Regions from separate parts of the Mus musculus genome. Here region 2 is linked to region 1. A link is a loop called in an ENCODE intact Hi-C map of the cell type or tissue named here. Cell type or tissue: heart. All regions are shown on one strand.

What was found. Hi-C counts contacts between places; a loop is a spot of excess contacts. Peaks named below come from ENCODE experiments on the same cell type or tissue, not always from the same donor. Only the 100,000 strongest peaks of a DNase experiment are listed, where the experiment ranks them.
Region 2: it touches region 1 in a loop (9-fold over the local background); 12 of 42 quality-filtered maps call a loop at or near these places.

What each region holds. Positions count from the first base shown.
Region 1 is chr7:27,800,341-27,808,340 of GRCm38, forward strand. Zfp626 (zinc finger protein 626) reads left to right here and starts at 6,856. Exons shown (of 4, transcript NM_027703.1): 1 at 6,856-6,896; 2 at 7,861-7,987. The coding sequence starts at 6,864. In heart, a CTCF peak has its summit at 1,042 (motif pointing left); a DNase peak (open chromatin) is centred at 4,471; H3K4me3 peaks cover 1,422 bases; H3K27ac peaks cover 2,007 bases.
Region 2 is chr7:27,728,084-27,736,083 of GRCm38, forward strand. Zfp60 (zinc finger protein 60) reads left to right here and starts at 3,326. Exons shown (of 5, transcript NM_029531.2): 1 at 3,326-3,387. In heart, CTCF peaks have their summits at 3,334 and 3,534; a DNase peak (open chromatin) is centred at 3,438; H3K4me3 peaks cover 1,820 bases; H3K27ac peaks cover 1,728 bases.

The DNA.
Region 1 (8,000 bases):
GGGACTCCTCTTAGTACTCTTTTGTCTCGCTGTGTCACAGAGAGCCTGTAGCTTTGGATCTGTAGGAACAGCCTAATCATGCGCTCCAGCAGTTCATCAATGGGTTAGATGTCAGGGTGAGCCAAGTCAAAACCCTGGATTTGGGCCTGAGAGGTATCTGAGCTGGTCTGCCTGCTGGCCCTCCTGCTTTCATGTCCACAGGGCCTGCTTACAAGCCACTCTACACCCCCACCCCCACCCCACGCCCCGAGCCCTGGTAACTGCCAATATTGTAGCTGGCTAGGGACATGGCCCCTGGACTTGCCTCACAAATTTACCTGCAGTATTGCTCAGACATCCGGCCCTTTTCTCTGGAAATCTCAAGGTGTAGAGACTTATGTGGTAATAGGTAATATACAAGGCCCCATGGGGTTGTTTAGAACTTCACCTCCTGCTGAGCAGGGAAACACCAGGCAGAAGCCAGGCCAGCCTTGGAAACCAGAGCCCTGTGAGCTGAAGACAGAGCTTGCTGTCCTCTGGACCGGCCACTGATACATTCTTGTCTACTCATATAGAAAAGCCATGATCCATGCTGTCTCATTGAGCTTTCATCTGACATCACAAGCCTCGTTCAGGACTCTTCCCTTTCTGTGTATATTTTCTAGGTCAGAGGAGCGTGGTTCCCATTGCCTTTACATCTTAATTCCTGGACCACTTCTGTTAGCATTCTGTAACAACAAAAACAAAACAAAACAAACACAAACACAAACCCATCCTTTGCTGCCACCCTAACACATTAGCTTTCATTCTTCACTTTTTTTGGGTTTTTACATCACCCTTTTAACCTACCCATATGAATGGTCCTGACATGCTTAATTTGGATTCCCACACCCAACAACACACCCAGATAATTTCATTTGGTTGTTGTTTTAAAAAACAAAGTCCTGGCTTGAAGAGATGGCTCAGCGGTTAAGAGCACTGGCTGCTCTTCCAGAGGTCCTGGCAAGGACATAATGGCTCACTTCCATCTATAATGGGATCTGATGCCCTCTTCTGGCATGCAGGTGTACATGCAGATAGAGCACTCATACAAATAAATCTTAAAAAATAGAATAAAATAAAATCCCCAAAGTTCATTTACCCATGAAGACTTAGGAGCCAGATGCTGGGTTGAAGGTCTCCTAGCTCTGAGAGCTGGTGCGAGCACCCAGCTATCCTTTCTACTCCACCAATGTCCCCGAAGGAAAAAGCGATTTCTTCTTCTCCATGCTGTCTTAAATACCCTTTTACTCAATGCCCCTCCTTTCTGCTTTCTTAGGTTAACTCCCTGTCATCTTATTGGTTGTTCTGCCTCTTGATCTAGGGTTGACTTTACTTTTAGCTTTTGGATTAGAGGTGTGTGCTAGGGCTGAGCCACACCACAAGGTTTTTCCAGGTCACAATCTTGAGGCTCATAATGTGATCAAATATCCTGGAACATCTGCTTAGACTCTCAACCCCACACCAGGTTGCCTATTCTGGTGACCCTGAATATGGTCCACTTCATCACTTGGAACATCTATCTATTTGATTCTGGTCTCTTGTACTATACCATACTTTGCATGAAAATTGGACAAATGAAATATCTGAATGAAGATGGCAAACTAACCCACCAAGAGGGACATTTGGATTATGTGTGTGTTTATGTGTGTGTGGTCTCTGCACATGAGTGTGGGTGCTTACAGATTCCAAAAGATGACACTGGATCTCCAGGAGATGAAGTGACAGGCAGTTGAGAGCCTTTCAGTATGAGTGCTAGGAACCAAACTGGGGTCCTATATAAGAGCAGTGCTCACTCTCAAATGCTGATCCAGTCTGCAGCCCCACTTTTCTTTCTTCCTCCTTCTAACTTTCTATGTTGCTTGCTTGCTTGCTTGCTTGCTTGCTTGCTTGCTTGCTTGCTTGCTTTGCAAGACAGGTCTCATCCTGTAGCTCAGGCTGATCTTGAACTCCTGGCTCTCTTGCCTCACTCTTTCCAGCTCTGGGATGCTGGGATTGCAGGTTCTTCCATATCCAGCTAAATAGGTTGTTCTTTCATTGCGTATAAGGAAGAACTTGCAGAGAATACAGTTTTCTCCAATGCAGCCTCACTGGGTATATCCACCATACCCGAGGACAGGCCACATGCCCAGAAATAATTGGCCAACACAAAATAAACTCAGTGGCATTTGTGTGGACCTTTTGCTTCATTTTGTGTTGTTTTGGTATTTTAGTTTCTGTCCTATAGGTCATAAAGCCTTATTCACTTGTATGCATCTGCATGTACACCACTTCCCACACACATCTAAACAGGCACACTACACTCACATAAAAACTAGAAGAAAAGAAGATGAAGAAGGGAATGAACAGCACTCTCTCAGTAAGTGGCATTGTCACAGGCCACCCAGAACCTCATGGGATTTAAAGAGATTTCAGCATAGATTGGGACGAAAGGCAGTAACCCAGGCCCATTGATTACTATAGGCATACTTAATAGTCATTAGATTGAGAATAAAACAAACCAGAAAGCTTTGCATAAGCAGTCATCTGGGTGTGGAGAGGGACTCCTTGCCTATGGTCTCTACTTTAGTAATCAGACCGTGAAGTATCTTAAAAATAGATGTAATCTTTAATTTTTAAAAGTTCAGTAGAAAATATATAAAGTTTTAGTTTTACCAAAAAAGAAAGCATTTAAGAAAAGAAAGCTTTAATTAAAAGCATCTCTAGATAATAGGCATTTCTGCTATAGGTGTGTGTCTACAGGAACACCCTTCATTTAAATGCTTCCTGGAGTTCCGACATGAGGACTGTATTTCCCAGGGTCCACTGCGCCGGAAGTAAGGGATCCAATTCCAGTGTCGTGCGTGAGCAGCCTGATTCCATTAAAGGTTGTCTCCATTTTGATTCTGACAGCTTTCACAGTTGATTTGCTGTGCAATTTGACTAGGCACTGTTGCTGTTCTGGGTTTGTTCCATCAGTTATTGAGATTGAAAACATTTGTTTGTGACAGTGGATTTGGCTGATATTCCTCATTGTTTGAGCAGGCTTTTCCCTCCATGTTTGAAATATGCTATTAGGAGTATGCTTGGAATATGTATTAATTCTTAGACAGGGTTTCACTGTGTAGTCCTAGCTGGCATCATTCTCACAGACATCCACCTGGCTGTGCCTCCCCACTGCTGGGATTAAAAGCATTTGGTACCACACCCAGCCAAATTTATTTTCAATAGATTAATTACCTACCCTCTGGTAATTAACATTACCCTTTGGTAGTGTTGTGTGTCCCCAGTGTGCCTCAATTATCAAATCAACTTGACTCTTCTTTTAACTATTATTACTATTATTAGGATGGTCACTTTTTTTTTTCTTTTTCTTCTTCTTTTTTTTTTTTTTTTTTTTGGGTTTTTTGTTTTGTTTTGTTTTGTTTTTTTGAGACAGGGTTTCTCTGTATTGCCCTGGCTCTCCTGGAACTCACTTTTTAGACCAGGCTGGCCTCGAACTCAGAAATCCACCTGCCTCTGCCTCTGGAGTGCTGGGATTAAAGGCGTGCGCCACCACGCCCGGCTGGATGATCACTTTAATTTGCTAGTGTATTTAACTTTAACATATTTTACTAGTTAATACATGGTTGGGTCTGACTTGTTGTCAAATCTCATCTGACAACCTATACTTTAACGTTTGGACCATTTTTAATAAATACATTTAATATGATTAATGGTCTTAGTAGGAACGTCTATTATCTTGAAATTTGTTTTCTATCATGCTCTGGAATGAAAAAGTTGTGCGTAAATATAAGAAGAAACACAAGTGATTTTGGAAGTTTAACAGTGTCATGTTAAAACAAAAATAGGTGTTTCCTACAAAAATGAAGCCTACTTGTGTATTTAGAATCCCTTTATGCGCTACTCATTCATTCTTCAAGATGGGGTAAATGACTGTCTCTCGGACACAGTTCTGTTGATACACAGCCACGGTTTTTTGTTTGTTTGTTTGTTTTAAATCTAAATTAACAGGGATACTGAAGCCAGGGAGGGTCCAGAACATCTGTCTCCTTGAAATCGCTGATGTAGACTTCCCACGTGTTAAACCAACCAATTCTTTAGTTCGGTTTTCAAATTTACCATAGTCCCTAACGGAGCACAATGAGGGTGAATCCCACTCAGTGGGGCTCAGGCAAAGCGGAATCAAGTCATTTACATCCCGACCTGACCTTACTTCCTAATCTGCATTTAAAACTTGGGCTCCTCTGTCCTCCACAGAAGAGAAAATCAGTTACGCTCAGAACCTGGAAGTATCTTTTGAACACAAATCAGGGAGCTTCAAAGCCTGCGCCCTTTTGCAAAGTCCCTGAAACCACCCTGCGCAGCTCCCAGGTGGACTGCTCCAAGTAGCAGGACCGGAGCTCCTTGAACTTCAGAGTACCGTGCTTCCTGGAGTTCCGTCGCCAGGACTGTATTTCCCAGGGTCCACCGCGCCGGAAGTAAGGGATCCAATTCCGGTGTCGTGCGTGGGCACCGCGGAAATTGACATTTATGGTCGTTGAAGAAACCAGTTTGGTCTAAGTCTTCACAGAGTAAGGCCGGACTCATCGGGCTGGGTGTGGGTGTGGAGGGTGGTGTGGGGGTGCTGATATATGAGTGAGTGTGTGTGTATGTCTGTGTGTCTGTGTATATATACCTGCATTATTTGTGTCTCTGTGCTTGTCGCTTTCTGCCCCGTCGTTTTTTTGTTTTTGTTTTTGTTTTTTCCTTGGCCACTGGGACTACACAGAGGACCAAACTTCAGTAAGGAGAGGTCAGGTGCGGAGTCTGCCAGAGGTTCAGAGGAGCTTGAGACGAGCATTTGAGGCTGGAAGTGCCTCCGAGGGTCGCCTGGGAGGGCAGCTACTTGCTGAGTTCCACGATTTTCTCAGAGCTGTAGCCATTGTGAGTGTTGAGGGAAGTGAAGGAAAGTGCTCACTGAGGATGCTCTCGGATATAGTCTGAGATCTCGTGCTTACTCAGGCTCCCCGAGTAGACAGTTATTCCAAAGGAGGGCTCGAGACCCATGAGAACATTATTGCTTCCTAAGATTCAACAGCGAGTTTGCTCTTTTTTTTTTTTTTTTTTTTTTTTTTTGGTTTTTTGAGACAGGGTTTCTCTGTGTAGCTCTGGCTGTCCTGGAACTCACTTTGTAGACCAGGCTGGCCTCGAACTCAGAAATCCGCCTGCCTCTGCCTCCCAAGTGCTGGGATTAAAGGCGTGCGCCACCACGCCCGGCTGCGAGTTTGCTCTTAATGTTTGAGAAATGAGGTTGAAGTTTTAGAATATGTAATTGTCACTACATGAAGAAGGAATGTGCAGATTCATACCTCCACCATTGCGTCCCCTCATTGTTTCTTCCCTTTCCACTTAGTATTCATAGTATCGTTTCAGTGACCCTTGACTTGTTTACAGTCACGACCTCTTAAGATGTTATAGACAGGAACCTTCAGAGGTTAGTGTTAGGGTTTTTGTTGTTGTTGTTGTTTGTGTGTATGTGTGTTTGTTTTGTTTTGGTATTAGTACAGTATGATATTTTGGATTCTATGTGTGCTCTGGAATGACTAAATTCATAACAGTTTTGTAGTGAATACACTTACTGCCTACTCTCTTAGTCTTTACAAACTATTAGTCATGTCACCGTGTTTCACAACGTACCTCTTGAGTGTCTGCTGTGTGGCTGACATTTTATTGTCCTTGACCACCTTCTTCCCAGCTCTCTTCATTATGGATCTGCATCTCCCACTCTCCACCCCGATGCTGCACATCCAGCCTCCGCCACTCAAACCCCAGTAACCGGCATCTTACTGTTCCTAGGAGAAAACAGCTTCAAGACTCTACATGAGTGAGGTTGTGTAATTCAGAGCTTATATTTGCCAACAAACTTTAAGCACTGTAGCTGGGCAGATTCTCATCTATATGGCTGCCTACCACCCAGCCATGTGCCCTGCTACTTGTCACCTTGGTCCTGTCTCTGCTCCACCAGTGTTCTCATGGTGACTCCCCTGGTGACTTGCTCATAGATCCCGTCCTTGCCCTATCTGTCTCTCTGTACCTCTGCTTGGAACATCCTGACTGCTTCCTCTCTCCTGCCCATCTGTTGGGCAGATTAGCTCTTTATTAACCAATTAGAGTTGAAGGAAAACAGTTTTACACAACATTAAGGTCGGGCCAATTAATGATGGCAGTGCTAATGTCCAGACTGTAACCAATCTCTGGGCACAGAAATCACCATCAGAGTACACAGTGTACAGAACCATTCCCCAACATAGATGAGGGAAGGTTCTCAGGAGAGTGGTCCATGGTGCACAGTCCCATTCACTAACAGTGGGCACAGAATGCTGGACGCTGCCTGAGCACTGCAGCCCCTCCAGCCTTGCTGTGCTTCAGCCCTGAGTTTACACAGGAGGGGCCACCTGGATGCTGTGAGCCCCTGTGAGCCTTGATAGGTGGGGTTCCAGTGTGAAGATCTGAGATCTGCTCACAGTAGGAGGAGCGGCCCAGGTGCAGGGCGAGCTGGATCTCAGAGTGGAAGATGGCTCCCTTCTGCTGGCCTCTTCTGGAGGAGTTCAAGGCAGACATGTTTGTGCCCTGCACTCCCACACTGCCCCCTTGGCAGTGGGTTGTCTGGGTTAGGGGGGGATCGGCTTTGTGTAGACTCCTATGTGCTTCCAATTTGTGTGTGGGAGGCTGTGAGTGGTGGGAGGGGAGAGAGTGAGTGGGGAGGCTTGAGAAATAAATGTAGTCGATGACATCACAGTGACAGAAGTCAGCCTGGGAACATCAAGTCACAATGCAGTGAATGGCTTTCTTTTTGTCCCCCAGGGGAGGAAGCCTGAAGAAGAATGGCCAGCTCCAGTTCTCAAGACATGGTCTGTGTAAGTTGTTTTTCTCTCTTTGACATAGGGCGACTTTCAGATTAGGTGACTCCTGCCCTCTTTCCCTCTTGAAGCTTCCCAAGGATCCGGATTCCCCCAGCCCAGTCTGCCCCTTTCCAGTGAGGGCTGGCAGGTCTGAGCACTTCCTGTCTGTGCCTCTTCCCAGCGTGCACTGCGGTTGTCTTTGAATGCGTTCCTCCACGTGTGCTCTCTGCTTGGTCTGTGCTCAGGGAGGACTGTCCCTGCAGTGGAGGTGACAGTCCCACAGGGAAACAGGGGCCTTGAGGGCTTCAGAGCTTTGAGGGGATGGTCTCATCGACTGCCCTGGGAAACCTGATTGGCATCTGAGGTGTTGTCAGGCTGATGACACAGTTTGTGTGGATGAATGTCCCCTGTGGGTGTGTGATGAGGTGACCTGCTCGAGGAGGCTTTAGGAGGGAGAGAGTTGAGGTATCAGAGGGAAAGGTCATCCAGGCTGTGATAGGGAGGTGATTGTAGTCTCCAGAGTTAGGGAAGGCCTGAGACACATTGTCACCTGGAAAGGTTTTTGATTTTTTTTTAATGGAACAAAAGATTAAACATAATATTCACATAATGTGGACTCCTACATAGTAAATTCATGGAATCTTACATAGTGTACAAAATCATTCTCACGACAAAACAATCTTAATGACATCATGTGATAGTATAATAAACTCAAGGACTCACAGCATTCCTTATGTGTTTTACCCTGACCCCAGGTGACATTTCCCTTCTGTGGGTATAACCTGAGGGAAGTGGGTGGAGTGGAGAGGCACAGTTATTGGCTATGTAGGTGGGCACAGTCGTCCTTTATGGGGGCCTCATGCAGTCAGGTGCCTTGAACATTTCCTTATGGCTCCCTTCCCACACTTGATTCCTTTCCCTTCTGGTTTCCATCTTGAAAGCTTCCCCAGTTTCACTCTCCTTGTGTTTGCTCTTTCAGGGGTCAGTGACATTTAGGGATGTGGCTGTTGACTTCTCTCAGGAGGAGTGGGCCTTCCTGGATGCTACTCAGAAGGTCTTATACAGGGACATGATGTTGGAGACCTACAGCAACCTGGTCGCAGTGGGTAAGCCTGTGCT
Region 2 (8,000 bases), 72 kb before region 1:
ACCCCTCCCATACCCATTTCTTGAGAAGTCAATCCCTACAGGCCAAGCATTCAAATATGAGTCTAGGGGACCATCCCTAGTCTAAACACCACACACAAGAACATGAAACTACTCAGCTATAAGATATATGCAGAAGACCTAGGTCAGACCTCTATAGCTTTTCTGATCTCTCAAGTTCCCATGAGTCTCAGTTGACTGTGAGCTGGATTTGCTTGGTGTGTCTCTAACCCCTTTGATTTCTCCAATTCTTCCTCCCCCTCCTCTGCAGGACTCTCTGAGTTCTACCTAGCATTTGACTATGGGACTCTGCATCTATTCCCATCAGTAGCTGGATGAATTCTCTCTGGTCTTATTGATGAAGACTCTGCTAGGCTACAGTCAGTTGCTTAAATTTTTCTCATAGACCTACTTTTAATATAGCTCTTAATCTCTTTGACCTCTCTTCTAGCCCAATACCTACCCCAGGTAGTGGAAGAGAAAGGTTATTAGGGGGACTGGAGAGATGGCTCAGCAGTTAAGAGCACTGACTGCTCTTCCAAAGATCCTGAGTTCAAATCCCAGCAAACACATGGTGGCTCACAACCATCCATAAGGAGACCTGACACCCTCTTCTGGTGTGTCTGAAGACAGCTACAGTGTCCTTAGATATAATAATAAATCTTGAAAAAGAAAAGAAAGGTGATTAGGAATGTGGGAGAAGTGGACCTGTTTATAAATTGTTCTTTGGAGCAAATCCCATCTCTGTTGTCGGGAAAGCAGTAGTTCAGTTTACAGGAATCGGGAGCAGCCACTCAGCAGCTCCATCCACTCACAAACACTCCACGAATACACCAGCAGTCCAGCTCAGCAGCGTTGGCATAGCAAACATGAATCAGCAGAAACAGCCAGGTCTGCAATGCATTGTTGGTCTTTAGTCTTGGCTGATCGTCGTTTCTTTGAGTCACTAGGAGCAGCCAGGATCAACAGGGGTGCCAGGAGAAGGTCTGTGTTGTGCCTCTCTCAAAGAATTGAAGATCAGTCAAGACTAGAGACCAACAATGCATTGCAGAGCTAGCTGGGCAAGACCCTGTCACTGTCTGTTGGGTCCAAACATCTCCAAACATCATGCGTCCTCCACGGGTCTTGCCTCACACCCATGTTCCTTAGCACATGAGTCTGTTTTAGCAAAACTCGAAGTGAGTCTGTATCAGCTGACATCACTCTGCTAATTGGCCTGAGTCCTTGGAAGTGGCAAGAAGCTGCCAGAACACCACCAGGAGTCTTGGTGCGTATCTCTCTATGGAGTAATGACAGATGGAGCTTAGCTATGCAGTGTAAGGTGAGACAATACATGCGTGTTGCTAGGGAAGAATCCTTCATCACATGTCCTTTCGGGTGCTTGCTTTAGCAAAAACTCCTTTCACCTGTATCTGCTTCAGAAAAACACTCCTTCATGTGTTTGCCCCAGCCAATCACCATCCTACACAACTGATTTTTCAAAGAAACCATAAGTTTCCACTTATTAGTCCCAGAACATTCTGCAGGCAGGACAAACTGTAGGTCTTTTGGTTTGCCACACAAACCATTATGAACCAATGTGGTCTACAAAGTGAGTTCCTGGATGGCCAGAGCTGTTACACAGAGAAACTGTCTTGAAAACAAAACAAAACAAAACAAAACAAACTGAACTTCATTTGATGAATTGCTACTTTGTCATCAATGGCAATGTTCTTTGTCCCCCAATCTGCCTCAACTTTAAAATCAATCTAATTCTTCTTTTGACTATTGTGAGGATGGTCACTTTGTTTTGTTTGTCTTTTGTTACAAGGTTTCTTCGTGTAGAGACTGCTGGTTCTGTAGACCAGGCTGGCCTTGAACTCTTAGAAATCTGGTATTAAAGGCATGTGCCACCACTGCCCGCCTGAGGATGGTCACTTTTAATCAGCTAGAGTATTTATCAACGTATTTTCTGTAGTTAACATCTGGTTGAGACTGACTTATTTCAAATCTAATCTGTCTATACTGTAGGCGTTTAGATCATTTACAAAGCGTCTAATATGTTTAGTGGTCCTAATAGGATTATCATTAACCTTGACACTAGTTTTCTCTCATGTTCTGGAAAAATATGTGTAAATATAAATAATAAATAAATGTGGTTTTGAAAGCTCATGTTGAAAGACTCCGAGAGGAGCCCCTTGCTCAGGCCTCAGGACAATAGCGGACACCCAAGAACTCACAAGAGACCAAGCTTGATGCAAACCACATGAGGCTTTATTCGGGGAAAGCCAGAGCTCTGGGGACGACTCATATCCCACGCAGGGGTAGAGGAGTCGACCCCAAGGGGAAAGAGGTCCCAGTTTTTATAGGCCCTCAGGGGGGGAAGGAGAAGGGGGAAGTAGGGGATTTCCAGATCTAAACAATGTTTATTCTCAAGAAATGGGTATGGGAGGGGTCCAAGGGAAGAGTCTGGTGCAGGTGTAGGAACTCTAGATTGGCCGGGCTGTTGTTGCTGGGGAGATTTTCTGACTCTTTTTCAGCAACCAATATCACAAACACCTGGCAATGGGCTTCATCAGTGGGCACACACATGGGTTCAAGGAACGGTCAAAACATTGGCAGACACACGGGTTCAAGGAGTGGCCAGAGCATTGTGCACCTCTATTTTTCTAAATCAGTGAAGCTAGTTCTGCTAACAGTGACATCTATCTTGCCAATTTCAGGGCTTGTGTGACCTTTTACATTCTGTCAGGATCTTTCAATGTCATGTTACACTAAGTACGTTTTCCCTACATAAACAAGGCATACGTCGGTGGTTGTTTACATACGTCGGTGGTTGTTTAGATACTTCCACATGCTAGTCATTCACCTTTCAAAATGGGCGCAGTTCTGTTGATATTTATCCAACTAGTCCTCACTCACGTTTTCCTATCTAGATAACAGGGACACTGACTCTCTGAACATCTGGCTGTCTGAAATCGCTGATATAAACTACCACGTTTAAAACCAACCAATTCTTTAGTTCAGTGTCTTCCAATCTACCATAGTCCCTACTAGAGCACAGCAGGTGGAATCCCTCTTGGTGCAAAGTGTAACCACGCCAGTTATATCCGGATTTGATCACGCTTCCTATTCTGTCCGGGGGTGGGGTGGGGGGTCTGGGAGACAGAACACGACGTCTCCCACAAACCACTGGCATAGCTCTCAGATGGCCTGGCCTAAGTTGTGTGCAGTGATCTCTCTGAACTACAGACCGCTAGGCTTCATCGAGTTGAGCACTCGGCACTACATTTCCCAGGGGCTACCGCGGCGGAAGTAAAGCAACTTCCGGTGCCCTGGCGGCGCTATAGCGGACGGTCGGGTCTTTCTGGTCTGAGTAGGGAATTGCTTTGTGTCTTCGGTCTCTGCAGAGTAAGGCCGGGAGTCCGGGTGTGGGTGTGGACGGTGGGGTGGATGGATGTTGATGCGTGTGTGAGTGTTTAGGGACGGTGCTGTGTGTGCGCGCGCGCGTCTCTGCGTACGCACCTTGAGCTATTTGCATTATCACCGTGCTTGTCGCTTTCTCTCGCGGCCACCAGCAGAGGACCAAGCTTCACTGAGGAGAGGTGAGGGGCGGAGTCTGAAGGGAAGCTTTCCCTGTGGTTCAGATTGAGCTTTGTGACGAGCATTTGAGGCCGAAAGTGCCTCCGAGGGTGGCCTACTGGCCTTTTCTCAGAGCTCTAGCCGTGTGAGTGTCGAGGGAAGAGAGGGGAAATGCTCACTGGGGATGCTCTCAAATGTAATCTAGGCTTACTCAGATGTAATCTAGGCTTACTCAGGCTCCCTGCGCAGGCCATTATTCAAAAGGAGGGCTGGAGGAGCGTGAGATCGTTGTTGCTACCCACCGAAGGCTCAAGGGCGAGTTTGCGCTTTCTCTCTGTGCGAGAAATGAGGGTTTTATGTTTAGAATATGGAATTGTCAGTAAATGAAGAAGGAACGTGTAAATTGATACCGCCATCATTGTGTCCCTTACATTGTCCCTCCCCTTTCCAGTTAGTATTCACATTATCGTTTCAATGACCCTTGACATCTTCTGTCTACAATCACTCCCCCCACCTCACCGACCATGTTATAGATAGGAACCGACAGAGGTTAACAAAAGGGCTTTCAAACTCCGATGTGCTAAATCGATTTCTATTTGGATGGTGTCACACGTCAGATGGCCTTAGATCTTCTTACAGGTCTTCATTTCAAAGCAGCGGAAGAGTGGAGGTTTTTGTTTTCTAGTAGATTTTGAGATTGGGAAAGTGGTAGGCTCTCTCCCCCTCCCCTCCCCTCCCCTCCATCTGGGTTGGAGTCTTGGTTCTGTCCCCTCAGGCTCTCCAGGCCTGTCAGGAACCTTAGGATGCCTGTGGTGAAGCCTGTTAGTGCAGTGCCGCCATATCCTAAGGGCCTGGTGTGCTTTAGTTGTTGCTCTGTGAGGCCATCTTGGGTTCATTCCACTCAGTGTTCTGCAGGACAAGGGAGTGTGAGAAACAATGCGATTGCTGGTGGATGTTTAAGAAAGCCACTCAAACAGAAAAGCTAGGCTTTGTGGGGTACAACGAGGCAGAAAGAAGCAGGAAGGGCAATGTGAATTCTGTAGCAGCTTGATCCCCATAACACGTTTCAGGCCAGCTGGCCTACACAGTGAGAACCTATTTCAAAAACAAGGAAGGTGAATATACCATAGAGCAGAGTGTTTTTCCAAATGTTGCGACGAACTGTTTGTATTGTGTAAATCTGTACCGTATTTATGTCCTTTGGGATGACTTAATCTAACTCACATTTTTGGAGTGAGTACACTTAATGTCCACCCTCTCTGTCTTTTCAAAACCATCCATCGAAGTCCATGTTTCATGACACATCTCTGAGCTTCTGTCCGGTAGCTGGAATTCTGTAGCCCTTGATCATCATCCTCCCATCTCTCTCCCTTATGGATCTGCGTCTCCCACTCTTGACGCCTCCGCCACTCAAACCCCACCAACCAGCATCTTGCTGTTCCTAGGAGAAAACAGCTTCAGATTCTACATGACTGAGACCATGGGTATCTGTCATTGTTTAAAGATGAAGTATTTGTCTTCAAAGTTACGTATGTTGGGTTATGTGTCCATGACCACAGGTGCCCCCCCCCCCCGGAAACCAGAGCTATAGGCTTCCCTGCAGCTTGGGTTCCAGGCACTGTAGCTGTCAGGAGACTGAACTCTGTCCTCTGCAAAAGCCATAGCGGCTCTCAGCCCCTGAGCCATCCCCATCCCCCGTGCTTGCCTTCCTCTTTAGCGTATTGCATGTGTGCATCCATATTGTAGTAAATGATTCACTGTGCGTGAGCCCCATCCTCCATGTGCTTGGTCCATTCGTCTGCTGGTGAGGTCGCGTATCACTGCTATGGAAATGATGCTGGAAGAGCGGTGGGAGTGTAAATGTCTCTTGCAGATACTGATGTTATTTCCTTTGTGTGTATTCCCCTCAGCCGTGGGATCCATGGATCAGTGTGAGGTCTGTTTGTAATTGAAAATCTGCCACATTGTTTTCTGCAATGACTGTGAAGTTACATTTCCTCCATGATGTTCTTTTTCTTCTATATTCTCTACATTATGTTTTGTTTTCTGATAATGGTCAGTGTTTTTAAAAAGATTCATATTCATTATTCTCTCTCTCTCTCTCTCTCTCTCTCTTCCTGAGTGTTGTGCCTACATAACCTATGGCTCCTTGTGCATACCTGGTCGTGTAGGTGATCCGAAGAGTGTGTCAAATCCCTTGAAATTGGAGTTAGAACTGGTTGTGAACCACCATGTGGGTGCTGGGAACCCTAGCCTCTGCAAGAGCAACAAGCACTCTAAACAAACCTCTTTGCTAAGTCTCTGGGCTGCTGTAACTGACACTCTTAATGGGCTTGAGGTGGCCTCTCTTTGTGATTTTAATGACTCTCATTCTGATGCTAATTTTTCATATAACTATTAATAGGCCATATTGATGTTCTGTTTGGGTAAGTGTCTATTTCCAGCTTGCCTGTTCCTTAACGAGGAAGTTTCCCAGTCACTGAGTTGTCTGCATTCCTGATGAAGCTGCTGTGCAGGAGTTTAGCTGTCCCCTCCTAGTCCGATGCAGTTTGCAGTTATTCCCTCCCGGTCTCTAGATTATCCTGGTACCATGTTGATTGTTTCCTTGGTGGTGTAAAGGTTTTTAGTTTGATACAAATGGTCGTATTTGTCCATTTTGCTTCTGTTGCTTGTGTTTTTAGAGTAATGCCCAATATGTCCACTGTCCTGGAGGCTTCCCTGTATGTTTCTTCCTAGTGGTGTCAGTTCGTAAATTTTAATCTGTTTTGGGTTGACTTTTGCATGTGGAGTGACTGAAGGTCTAGTGTCATTCTCATGAACGTTAATATTGACTTTTTGCCAGCTCTTCTGATTATAGATGCTGCCTTGGAGCTCATGTAGACCAGGTTGGCTGAGGACTTTGAACAAGCTCCCTGTCTCTGCCTCCCCAGAGCTAGAATTATAGACCTCAGCCACCATATCCAGCAGGACTTCCTGTACTGTTAGCAATGGTCTTTGGGATCACAAACTTTATGAAGCATTGGCAGTTATAAGTGTCACAAGGTCACAGACTAACTATCAAAATGTGGGCAGGGAGATGGCTTGAGTTATCCTATTTCTTCTCAAATGATTTATGATTGACAGTAAGAAATGAGGAGGGCTGGTGAGATGGCTCAGTTGAGTGGGTAAGAGCACCCGGCAGCTCTTAGCTCTTCTGAAGGTCCGGAGTTCAAATCCCAACAACCACATGATGGCTCACAACCATCCGTAATGATCTGACGCCCTCTTCTGGTGTGTCTGAAGACAGCGACAGTGTACTTACATATAATAAATAAATAAATAAATAAATAAATCTTTAAAAAAAATGAGGAAACTTTCTCAAAAGGGTTACCGGATGTGACAGGAATAGATGTTGTGGAAAGTCTCAGGTATTTTAGGCTCATTTAACCCTCTACACCATTTTAACAGCTCTCTTGCTCTAGCCAATTGTATACTTGTTTTTGCCGCAGTAACTTTACTGGCTGTAAATGTACTTTGGCTTACTTGTTTAAGGTTGGGAAACCAAATGGTAGAGAAAAAGCTGTATTTATTGTGAGGATGCATAAAAAAAACCCTTAACGTAAAGAAATGTAGCTTAAACAGAAGGGGAACGGTAGCAGAGCCATCGTGTCAGCATGAGTTCCAGTGACTGACAGCGCCTAGGCTTTAAAGTAGCCTTTTCTCAGTGATTTTTTTTTCTGACATTTTATGGGCTTGTTCTTTTGGCAGTCTTAGAATCTTTTCATAACGTAGTTTCAAGACATTCCTGACAAACCAGGAAGTCTCATGGCTGAATGTTGCTTAGGGATAAGTCTTTCAAGACAACTCATCAGATACTCTGATATTCAGAAATTGACCTGCTCAAAGTGCCGTTGTGTGACAATAAAGAGCTTCAAGGAAGCTGGCAGCATTCAGTCCTTGGGAGGCTGACTCGCTGCTGCTGAGAAGGCTAAATTCATCCTGCAGTGTCTCTTTTCTTTGATAACTCCACCCATACGACTCAGAACACAAAGAGGTGCACTTCTTGCAGGCACCGAACTGCGCAGTCCCAGCCCTCTTATGGGAAGATGGGGGTGGAGACAAGAGAATCTCTGGCAGGCTGGCTAGCCTAGTGTACACAAAGGGAAGGAAGGATAAAGATAGAAGGAAAATTTGTGTGTGAATACTGTGGGAATATAAAATGTAAAATTTCATAAGATTATTAGATGTGTATTGAGATTGGGCATGGAGATGCATGGCTGCTGTGGAGTTCAGGGCCAGCCTGATACACACAAGATTCTGTTTCAAAAATAGAACTAAACAAACAACCCCACAGTGGATTGCACCAAGGCTTAGACCTGTTGGCTGGAGCACTGGGTCCCCATTTGGTGATGACTGCTCCCTGGTGCAGCATCTTAGGGAGGTCTGAGGGTTGTGTGTGCGGC